2 separate regions of the Homo sapiens genome follow, and region 1 is linked to region 2. A link is an interaction called in ENCODE POLR2A ChIA-PET data of the cell type or tissue named here. Cell type or tissue: K562. All regions are shown on one strand. Links, peaks and the distances in the headings refer to the core of each region. The heading gives the core; the rest is flanking DNA.

The links. Peaks named below come from ENCODE experiments on the same cell type or tissue, not always from the same donor. Only the 100,000 strongest peaks of a DNase experiment are listed, where the experiment ranks them.
Region 1: POLR2A ChIA-PET joins it to region 2 with 5 read pairs; 9 of 35 experiments call an interaction of 5 or more read pairs at or near these places.

The regions. Positions count from the first base shown.
Region 1 is chr6:41,713,603-41,719,684 of GRCh38, forward strand. All of the region lies in intron 1 of TFEB (transcription factor EB), which reads right to left. Among named protein-coding and RNA genes, the nearest start is that of MIR10398, 17 kb to the right of the region's middle. RefSeq lists enhancers at 1-650, 2,731-2,780, 2,891-2,990, 3,231-3,290. In K562, for the core only: no CTCF peak of the experiment used is centred there; no DNase peak of the experiment used is centred there; H3K27me3 peaks cover 1,735 bases.
Region 2 is chr6:41,764,456-41,770,065 of GRCh38, forward strand. No RefSeq gene overlaps it. Among named protein-coding and RNA genes, the nearest start is that of FRS3, 13 kb to the right of the region's middle. RefSeq lists an enhancer at 2,968-3,820. In K562, for the core only: no CTCF peak of the experiment used is centred there; DNase peaks (open chromatin) are centred at 3,827 and 4,426.

The sequences.
Region 1 (6,082 bases), core at 1,879-4,378, 52 kb before region 2:
AGGAAGGAGGGGAGAACTCAGGCACCTGGTGGGCAGCAGGGAAAGGCAGACAGCCAGGCCACCTTACTCCTCAGGCTGTGGCCAAAACAGGGAGGGCCCCTTTGCATGAATCATTTTCTATTCTCCCCAGAGCCAGGAGGCACCCAGGAACAGGAGCTAACTGGCCCTGCTCCCTGGCTGGCTAGACATGTGGCACCCTCCCTCACGCCCAGTCATAACGACACAGATAGGCGTCCTGATGCATGCCACCCACACTCCCTGAAGGTCATACACAAAGTCACTGTGGCAGCCCAGCCCAGTGGACACAGTTGGATGGCCACCCATCCCCTGACACCCACAGGAACCCCCCAGCCTGAGCTAGAGTGGGCCACACCACATCCTGTAGGCCCCAAACAGTGCTGAGTCTGGGAGCACCTCAGCTCCGAGGGCTCCTTCCTGGTCAGAGGGCAAGGACCTTTCCCAGCCAAGACCACTGCACTGAGTCCTGTGTGTGCGTGTGTGTGTGCACGTGTGTGTGTGTGTGCGTGTGCATGTGTGCGTGTGTGTGCATGTGCATGCGTGTGCATGTGTGCGTGTGTGTGCATGTGCATGCATGTGCGTGCATGTGCGTGCGTGTCTGTGTGTGTGCGTGTGTGTATGCATGTGCTTCTACCACCCCTACTCTGAGAAATCACTCCCATGCCCTGAGAAAAGAGACGGTGAGAACCAAAGGGCCTTCGGAACCTGAGCCCATCGTGTTTGTTTTCCAGATGAACAAACTGTAACTCACATTGGGGAAGTGTCTTTGTTCTAGATTATGAATAAGGCTGAATCTGGAACCCAGGCTGGGGTAGCTTATGGCTAGTCAGACAAAGCAGAGGATGGGGAAGAGGGAGCAGGGGCGAGAAGGAAGAAAAGGGAGGCGAGGGAAAATTCATCACCAGATCAGAGGTGCGGCCTTGATGGTATCATTCCATTCATTCATTTCAAATATTTCTTGAGCACTTACTACATGCCAGCACTCTGGCAGGGCCTTTCTGCCCATATCACCCCTCCCTCCTGTGAGACACTGCTTCTGAGACGGACTATTGTCTTCAGGGGACCCCCATCCCGAGGGTGCGGGGAGACTGGGGCAGCGCTGGAAGCTCTACCCTTGAGTGGCGGCCCGGCCCCAGAGAGGCCCTGGAGGCAGCCTCCTCTGCCCTCCACACCCCAAGGGACTCCAGCCCTCAGGGAATCCAGTGACCACAGCACTCCAGACCCTGATATACAGGTTGGCACTCCTCCGGGAGTCCATGCCAAGTCAGAGGGCACAAAATGTCAGACGACAAGGAGCCTGGGAGTCACCTACCAGAAAGTCCCAGGTTGATGTTAGCAGCAGCACTCCCATTTTCAGACAAAGTCGGCCTGGACCCTTGATATGTAAAACATGAGGATGAAGCCGCTCCATGGAGCACCAGGAGTCAGTGTGAGGAGCAGGAGAGCAGCATGGGGAGTGGGAGGACCACCCCACCTGGCCTCCAACCAGGGCCTCCCCCACGCTCCCAGATAGTACCCAAGGCACCTTCTGGGACTGTGACGAAGAATCTGAAAACCACAGTTTTCTCTGGCCTCTCCATGTTGCGGAAGTCTGGAGGAAGCAGGGAGTATGTGCGGACCACACAGCTTAGGGAGAGCTAGGACCACAGCCCTGGCCCTCCCAACTTCCAGGCCAAGCTGTTTCCCAAGACTCTCAAGACAACAGGACCCCATCCTCCACATGGGAAAGGGACACAGCAACACCCCCACTCCCAAAAAAGTCTCATGAGCCGGGCGCAGTGGCTGACACCTGTCATCCTAGCACTTTGGGAGGCTGAGGCGGGTGGATCACCTGAGGTCGGGAGTTCGAGACCAGCTTGACCAACATGGTGAAACCCCATCTCTACTAAAATTACAAAAATTAGCCGGGTGTGGTGGCGGATGCCTGTAATCCCAGCTACTCGGGAGACTGAGGCAGGAGAATCGCTTGAACCCAGGAGGCGGAGCTTGCAGTGAGCCGAGATCACGCTACTGCACTCCAGCCTGGGCGACAGAGCGAGAATCTGTCTCAATTAAGAAAAAAAAAAAAAAAGTCTCACGGATTCAGGTCCTCCCATGCTCCCAGTACAGGGCAAAAAGCTCCACGTACATCACGCCTATGACCCAGGTATTATCATTTCTTTCTTGTATATAAAGAAGTGGGCGTTCAGGAAGATTAAGTGACTCATCCAAGGTCACCCAACCTGTGAGTGGCAAAGCCCAGATTCCAACCCAGCACATAGCTCTTGACCCCCACTGCAGCCTTGCAGACATCACCACTGTCGTGGTGCCTGGCTATAACAACTTCCTCTGAGCCCCACTGCAAGCCTCATCTCACTCAAAGAAAAGCTGAGAGGTCTCCTACCCAACTCACCCCAACAGGATGTCACATACGGAGCTTCTCAGTAATATAGCACTACCACTGCTACTAATACCACCACCTCTCTATTATACAGCACTTTCTATTTAGGCAGTTCATACAGTATTATCTTACTTAATCCTCACAACACTACACTCCCATCTCCATCTCACAGAGGAGGAAACTGAGGCATACAGAGGTTGATGAGTTGCCCAAGTTTACACAGCTAGGAAAGAGCCGAGCTAGGATTCAACCCCAGGCAGTCTCACCCCAGTGGTACACCCCCTCCCTATAATGTCTGCTGGCTCCTCCTTCAGCGGTAGCTGTCACAAGCACCATAGTTTGGGGCTTGCCTCCCTCCTCTGAGGCCTCTCTGCAGGGGTCTGAGGCCAACTGGACCCCTGAGGGGTGGATGTGGGAAACCTATCTGATGAGCACCTTCAGCTCATCCTCTCCAGCTGTGGTAACACCATCCCCACCACCCACCCACTCACAGGAGCTAGAGCTGGAAGGATGAGATCCTGGGAGAGCAATCAACGCACAAGCATGAATAGGACACCTACTGCATGCCAAGCTTCAAGCTGTGGCAGGTGCAGGAAGTAGAAGATTCTGTCCTTGCTCTCCTGCCAGAGGCTCCAGTCCCCAGAAATGTCCAAAGGAGTAGCCCCTGCCACCCCCACCCCCTTTAGTGCTGGCTGCACCAGATGTTGGCAACACTTAGAAACAGGGCTAAAAATAGACTCTATAATGAGTCTGTGCTAAGAATAACTTGGGCAAACAGCCCTCCAGGAGAGGACACTCTCTGACAGGGAGCCACCACCTCCTCCCACCTCACAACCCAGCCTGGCCTACCCCCTGGCCCATCACTCAGAGTCCCCCACAGCTAGCAGAGGACCTGGAGCATTTCGAACCTAACTGCTGTGTTGATGGAGGCATCGGCATGCCCGCGTGCACCCTACATCACAAGCCAGGTGACCGGCCACCCTCCATGAAGGGTGGGGGCATCAAAGGACTGGGCAGAAGCTGGTGGGAACTCCCTGCTCCAGGCAGAGCTGTACTGAGGCACCAAGTCACTTGAGTTGTTTCCCCACTCTAACACCAACTCCCAGCAGGAAACTAGGAAAATAGGGCCCCCCAGCTCGAAAATCGTGCTTCATTTCATGTCTCACCTGTGACATGGGTCCCTCGAGTCAGCTAGACCGGCCCACTTCAGACATGTTCAGGGGAACTGAGAGCAGAGAGAGGCAGCAGTACACTGAAAAGCAGACATCAACTGTGGCCGGGGGAGGGGATCAGAACTTTAGGGCCCCAACCATGCTAGCTCCCACAGCCAGGGCCTCCTTTTCCCATGTCCTCACTGCCCCCAGAAATTATAAGAACTGTCAGACTCATGGATATCTGCATATGGATTGAAAATTAGTAGAGCACGTTCATGTATGATATCAGAGCTGAACTTCTCAAAAACTCCAGAAGACAGACAAGATGATGAGTTTCATTACACAACTGAGGAGAATGAGGCTCAGGAAATGGAATTAACTTGCTAGGGGCCCTGCAGCTGGGATGAAGCCTTATTGCCATCTATTAGTCTGAGAAGGATCTCCCAGCAGCCATAAACTAGGCATAGCTCCATCTCATAGCAATGCCCAGAAGGAAACAGACACCCTCTAATGCTGGGAGCAAGCAGGAGGGGGCCAGAAAAAGGTAAGGAGCTCTCAGGAGGAAACAGCAGCACACACAACACTTCTCTGAGGACAAAGGAAGAAGGAAGAGGAAGAGGTATCCTGGGCAGAGCACTGGCCATGGAGTCAGGAGCAAGGAGTCTGGCCCTAGCTCTGTAACAGGTAACTGCATAACCTGGGAAAATCCCTTCCTAAGTTTCATTCCAGGTCTTAGTTTCTCTATCTGGAAAATGGGGCTTTAAACACCAGGCCTTTGAGATACCCTAGAGTATATATCATGACCACATATTGGAGATGTACAACAAAAATTAGCATATCACAGGCTCTGACAAGCCCTACAGCAAAGAAAACCATTTGGGGTTTTGTGTAGTTGTATATATTTATGGAGTACAAGGTGATGCTATGATTTATGAGCACCATGTGGAATAATTAAATCAAGTTAATTAACATATACATCACCTCAAATACTTGTCATTTTGGGTGGTAAGAACATTTGAATTTTGGGGGTGTTTTTTTTTGTTGTTTTATTTTGTTTGTTTGTTTGTTTTTGGAGACAGGGTCTCGCTCTGTCACCCAGGCTAGAGTGCAGTGGAATGATCACAGCGCACTGCAGCCTCAACCTCCCAGGCTCAATTGATCGTCCCACCTCAGCCTCTCCCATAGCTGGGACTACAGGCATGCATCATCACACCCGGATAATTTTTGTATTTTTTTGTTTGTAGTAACAGGTTTCACCATGTTGCCCAGGCTGGTCTTGAACTCCTAGGCTGAAGTCTCCCGCCTCAGTCTCCCAAAGTGTTGGTATTACAAGCATGAGCCACCACACCCAGCCTAGAACATTTAAAATTAACTCTTAAATGATTTTGAAATATACAATAATTACTATTTACTATATTCACCATGCCGTACAATACATCTCAAGGAAAAAACTTATGCCCCCTGTTTGAGGTTTTGTACCCTTTGACTATCATCTCCCCATTCCCCCAACCCCTATTTTTCTTTTTTTTTTTTTCTTTGACTTACAGTCTCCTGTGCCTGCTTGACCTCTAAACCTTTCCACAGAAAACATCTTGGGAAACCCTGGAATAGATTTGGAGCCACCAACTCAAATGCCTGCAGGGGCCAACAGGAAACATGAAAGCCTGAAGCAGGCCCAAACACAATCCGTTGGGACCTGCGGTTGGCTGCAAACCCTAAAGAATTCCTGACAGCTCTGGAGATTCAAGTAGTCTAGCACAGGGGTCCCCAGTCCCCAGGCCACAGACCCATACTAATCCATGGCCGGTTAGGAACCAGACCACACAGCAGGAGGTGAGTGGTGGGCAGGCAGGCAGGTGAGCGAAGCTTCATCTATATTTGCAGCCACTCCCCATTGCTCACATTACCACCTGAGCTCCACCTCCTGTCAGATCAGCAGTGGCACTGGATTCTTATAGGAGTGCAAACCCTATTGTGCATTGTGCATGTGAGGGATCTAGGTTGCATGCTCCTTAGGAGAATCTAATGCCTGATGACCTGTCACTGTCTCCCATCACCCCCAGATGGGACCGTCTAGTGGCAGGAAAACAAGCTCAGGGCTCCCACCAATTGTACATTATGGTGAGTTGTATAATTATTTCATCATATATTACAATGTAATAATAATAGAAATAAAGTGCACAATAAATGTAATGCTCTTGAATGATCCTGAAACCCTCCCCTGCCATCCATCCATGGAAAAACTGTCTTCCACGAAACCAGTCCCTGGTGCCAAAAAGGTTGGGGACCGCTGGTCTACCACTTCTATTTCACTGAAGGTCTCCTTCAGGACCCATCCAACATCTTCAACAACCCTATTGAGAGGAGCAAGGAAGGGGTCAGTGCCCTGTGTCACACAACTGAGGAGACTGAGACCTAGGAGGCCAGACACCCGGCCCAGGGTCACACGGCAGTTACTGGCATGCAGGTCATGTGGCAGGTCCCATTTATTCGGCCCTTATTGTGTACTATGTACTTCTCAGTCTTTATC
Region 2 (5,610 bases), core at 3,111-5,610:
TCATGCCTCTCCAGCTATGGGGGTAAAGTGCAGGGAGAAGGAGACAGCTGTAGATACCCTCCTTCATCAGCAGGGCTAATGGTTCCCTGCCCCCACCCATTAACTCAGTCATTATACTAATGATCCCTTAAAAATGAGCCTAATGGCCAGGGTGAGGTGGCTCATGCCTGTGATCCCAGAACTTTGGGAGGCCGAGGCGGGTGGATCACAAGGTCAGGAGTTCCAGACCAGCCTGGCCAATATGGTGAAACCCTGTCTCTATTAAAAATACAAAAATTAGCCAGGCGTGGTGGTGGGAGCCTGTAATCCCATCTACCCAGGAGGCTGAGGCAGGAGAATTGCTTGAGCCTGGGAGACGGAGCCGAGGTCACACCACTGCACTCCAGCCTGGGCGACAGAGCGAGACTCCATCTCAAAAAAAAAAAAAAAAAAAAAAAAAAAAGTGAGCCTAATGACAACCTGCACCTGGAGCACAGGTGATGCTCTCACTTGCCTGTGTCACTCATCCAACTCCTCTCCACAGGCAACTCTGCAAGGAATGACCATCCCTGGAGAAACGGGAGCCCAGAGAGACCCAGAGAGTGACTCACCTGGTGAAGCAAGACAAGTGGCGAGGCCGGGCATGGTGGCTCACACTTTTAATCCCAGCACTTTGGGAGGCCAAGGCAGGTGGATCACCTAAGGTCAGTTCAAGACCAGCCTGGTCAACATGGTGAAACCCTGTCTCTACTAAAAATACAAAAATTAGCTGGGCGTGGTGGTGGGTGCCTATAATCCCAGCTGAAGCAGGAGAATCACTTGAACCCAGGAGGCGGAGGTTGCAGTGAGCCGGTATCATGCCATTGCACTCCAGCCTGGGCGACACAGCGAGATCATCTCAAACAAACAAATACACAAACAAACAAAAAACAAGTGGCGAGAAGACCTTTTAGTCAGGGGGGCTCACAGAACCAAGTTCCCGGAAGCACTTGGCTGAGAGCTCCAGGTACTCCAGCCTCACCATCCACCCCCAGCAGAGACCCTCCTCCCAGACACTTCTCTCAGACACCCCCAGCCACCCCTCTCTACTCTTCACTTGTCTTAGAGACAATTTAGTACCTCTAAATTCCAGAACAGACTCCAATCACCTAGAAGAAATGTCACCTGAATGAACGGACAGTTAACAAGCCAAGGACTCCAATACAGAAGGGGTTGGGGGTGAGGAATACTGCAGTTGTTTAAGTGGAGACCTGGTGATTTCAGGTCAGGGTCAGCTTTAAGGGCCCAAGAGCCAACAGAGCCAGTAAAGTGCTAGCTCAGACATGATACTTATGCTAACTTGGGTACTCAGTTCTGGGTCAAACTAGAACACAAAGCAGTAGACACCTAGCCATGCTGGAAAGAACCATGTTCAAGGCTGGGTGTGGTGGCTCATGCCTGTAATCCCAGCACTTTGGGAGGCCAAGGACAGCAGATCACTTGAGGTCAGGAGTTTGAGACCAGCCTGGCCAACATGGTGAAACCTCATCTCTACTAAAAATAGAAAAATTAGCCAGGTGTGGTGGTGGGCACCTGTAATCCCAGCTACCCAGGAGGCTGAGGCAGGAAAATCGCTTGAACTTGGGAGGCGGAGGTTGCAGTGAGCTGAGATCATGCCACTGCCCTCCAGCCTGGGCTACAGAGTGAGACTCCATCTCAAAAAAAGAAAGAAAGAAAGAGAGAGAGAGAGAAGAAAAGAAAGAAAGAAAGAAAGAAAGAAAGAGAGAGAGAAAGAAGGAAGGAAGGAAGGAAAGAAAGAAAGGAAAGAAGAAAGAAAGAAAGAAAAAAGGAAAGAAAAAAGAAAGAAAGAAAGAGAAAGAAAGAAGGAAAGAAAGAAAGAGACCACGTTCAGGTAAAAATAACATCTGCCACTTACTGAGCACCTACTATGGGCCAGTCGCCATGCTTCATGCTGGGTAGACATTCTCTTGTTTGACCCTCACAACAACTGTTATTATCCCTGTGTGACAGATGAGGAAACTGGGGCATGAGTCAAGTTGTTAGTAAGTGGTGATGCCAACTTTCAAAGTTCAGCACCCTGGCAGAGAGACTAGACTTAGCCATGCTGTGATCCAGGAGCAGAATTAGGACCCAGTGGGAAGAATTATAGGGACTTCATAATACTTGAGTCAAGGGAGGGCTTGTTAGGTAGTGAGCTCCCTGTCCTGGAAATGTAAGTATCTTCAGGACTCCTGTTGCAGAAATCCCTGGATGGGTCCTAGCTTAGCTGCCCTACAAGCTCTGAGATTCTATCTTGGACCCTGTGAACTATACAGAGCCCTGAAGGGCTCACACAGGCCCTCCCCACCCTTGCCTCCGCCCTCCCTATACCTTTCTGAAAGCCCACGGGTGCCTCATTACAAGACCCCCCACCTGTGAGTAGGACACCCCTTGAAGATATTGGTCAGAGAGCGCCCCAGAGCTCAGGAAGCCTAAGCTCTGAGGGCCTCCCATGAGGCTGATTTGCTCTCTGGAGAGGCAGGCAGGGGCGAGTGAAGTCAAGCCTCTTCTTGCACACCTGCTCTGGCCTCTCCCGTCGACACAACCAGGAGCCATTTCTGAGGAAATGAGAGTAGAGGGGCAGAGTTGGTAGGTGGGCATAGGGCAGGCCCCAGGGGAGAGCAGGTTCACCCTATAGTTAACTGGGAAAGGCCTTGGCTTGGATTTCAGGATTCCTGAGTGGGAGCACTGGAATGTGATCCCCTGCTGGGACTCAATCCAGGGAGAAGCACCCAACACAGTCTCCCTGCAGCCCACCTGAGAGAATGAGGCTCCTTCAGGCCAGGCAGGGAGCAGGGGGTGGAGGAGACACACGACAGGCATCCAGCCCTAGCCCAAGCCACCAATTAACTTCATGGCCTGAGGCAAGTTACGTCACCTCTTGGCCTGTTTCCTCCTCTGTACAGTGATGATAACATCCCGCCAGTGAGGCCTGATAAATATTCGACAAGGCCCTGTGGAAAGCTGACTGTGTTTATACCCTTGTAAAGTGCTATTATTACCCGGGGGGACCTTGGGAAGGGCCCCTCCTGGTCTGACCTGAAATGTCACTCCCAGACAGGATGCTGGATCCTGTCCTTTCCTGAGGGCAGCCCAGGGGTGGGTAGGGCCTGTTTCTAAAGAAGAGAACCCAGCACTCGGCAAACATGCACTGATGCTGGTGATGATCTTTGGATGATGATGGTGATGGAAACTGATTCCATCTGTGCACCACAGCCTGACGGCAGGGCGGGCTCAAACACAGGGGCGGCAGTTACCCTCCTGGGCATCGCTCCCACCCACCCCTTCCCGCCAGGAAAGCTGTCCACTCACACCCTGTCCTTCCCTCGAGAGGAAAATTCCTGTAGTAGACCTCATGGGCCAGAGGCAGTGACCAGGGGAGGGGACAGGAAAGGTTGGGGGCCACACTGAGCTGGAAGTCGACTCCTTCGACACCCCCAAGCCCCACAAAATGATCATCGAAGCAATTATGACTTGCTCTAGGGAGACCCCAGGGGTCAGGCCAGGATCTGGCGACCCAGAGAATGAGAATAACTGCCCCTTCTTGATTTGTTCAGCAAAGCGACAGCCTAGGGGGACTTAAGAGTTGTGACTTCTAAGGGAACAGCTGAGTTGTTAACACAGCTTGCAGGAGCCTTGTCTACTTCCAAAGTGGGGCCATGTTCATCGTTTCATTGGCTACTTCTCATACCAGCTCCATGTCTTCCAGGTACAAAAGCCGAGCCCAATTGGGTAACCAAATGCTTAAGGTAGCAGAGATAATGACCCAGTCAGGACAGGTCTCTTAAGCCAGCCTCTGGCTACCCCATCATAGTATCTGTCCATCGATAAGGCGGAGCCTGCACTGACCCATGAGTCACAAACACGGCCAGGACCCCTAAGCCTGGTCCCGGCATAGCCATACCTGCCCCCACATATCCACCCTCCTGTTTGGAGACACCCACCACCCCAACTGTGGAGGTCATGAGTAGTAGCAGGGGTAGTGTATGTGGACATCCAAACAGAATTGAGCTGCTTGGTAAGGCTGCAGAGAGAAGACAGCATTTCCCTACTACAGTGTGGAAAACTGCAATGAATCCAGCCTGCAGCAGGTGACCCCTCTGGTCCAGAGATCAAAAGGATATAAGGGGGAGAAGGGTTTGGTGCCAGCTCTGGGGTTGTGGCAGCTGCCCTCTTGAGCTCTGCTGGGCCCCACTCGAAGGGCCTTTTCACATCCTGTTGTGGCCAGTCGTCACTGCCCATTTCACTGACAGAAAGTGACACCTGAGGTCGGGGGGTCTGAAAGCTTCCAGTCCAACCCCCACTCAGAGGAGGTAGGATCCAGGAAATGAGGCCCAGGCAGCAGTGTCCTGGACAGTAGGAGGGGGAGGGAACTGGGTGGGGTGTCTCGCCTGGGCTTGTTTCCTTGGTGACGAAGAGGACAGGTCTGCTTGCTCCACAGGACAGGGAGCTGGAGCACAAACAGTGACAAGGCTTTTCCCCAAGTTGGACAAACACAACTCTCATTCTTCACCTGGGCCCTGAGTGGCTTATCACAAAAGCAGCATTTCCTTTAGATGAACCGCACTGGGGTTTCAGACAGAAATGGAGTCTTGGAGGAAAGGAAGCCAGCAAGAGGAGGAGGAGGAGGAGAGAGGCAGCCTCATGACAGAGAAAGGAGCTCCTGGAACAGATCAGCACTAGGTTGTGTGTGCAGCACAGCCCCGCTGGACCCTGTGCTTCCAGGCAGGTGCTCCAATGTGGCGGCTCTGTTAGCGCCCAGCCTTGTGGCAGGGTAGAGGCATCCTAACAGTCCATTCCTGAAGGGACGTTCTCTAGGAAAGACACTTAGCAAGCCAGATTATCTAGTTACACATTACACTGTATTTTTTCATTTTGCTATAATCCTAGGATTTTAGTAAAGTCCTGTTTAAAGGTTTGGTCTTGACTCAGCCATGCTGGGGGCAGCTAAGGAGGATCCAGGATCCATCTCTGGGCCAAGGTGGTAAAGGACAGCAGTGCCCTTTGGGGCCTGCCTATTGGCAGGGGCGTCAGTGAGGGCTCCCCAAGAAGGCGAAGGTGTCTCTTCTGTAGCTGTGCCCGCTCCGCTGCACTCCTCACCTGTTACCAGCCTCAGAGGGCTGGGCTCTACCTCATTAGGGCAGTCCTCACAGGCTCCCCTTTTGGCTTCTAGGACTCCAGCCATCCCACCCCTTTCCTTCAACAGAGCATCCATCCCTGGCAACTGTAGGTTCATGACCAGGGCTTCTTGGAGGAGAAAAATAAATGACTGGCCGGGCGCGGTGGCTCACGCCTGTAATCCCAGCACTTTGGGAGGCTGAGGTGGGTGGATCACCTGAGGTCAGGAGTTTGAGACCAGGCTGGCCAACATGGAGAAGCCCCATCTCTACTAAAAATACAAAAATTAGCTGGGCACGGTGGCAGGCACCTGTAACTCTAGCTACTTGGGAGGCTGAGGCGGGAGAACTGCTTGAGCCCGGGAGGTGGAGATTGCAGTGAGCTGAAATCACGCCACTGCACTCCAGCCTGGGCCACAAGAGCGAAACTCTGTCTCAAAAAAAAAAAAAATCATGGACTTGTCACAAAAACCAT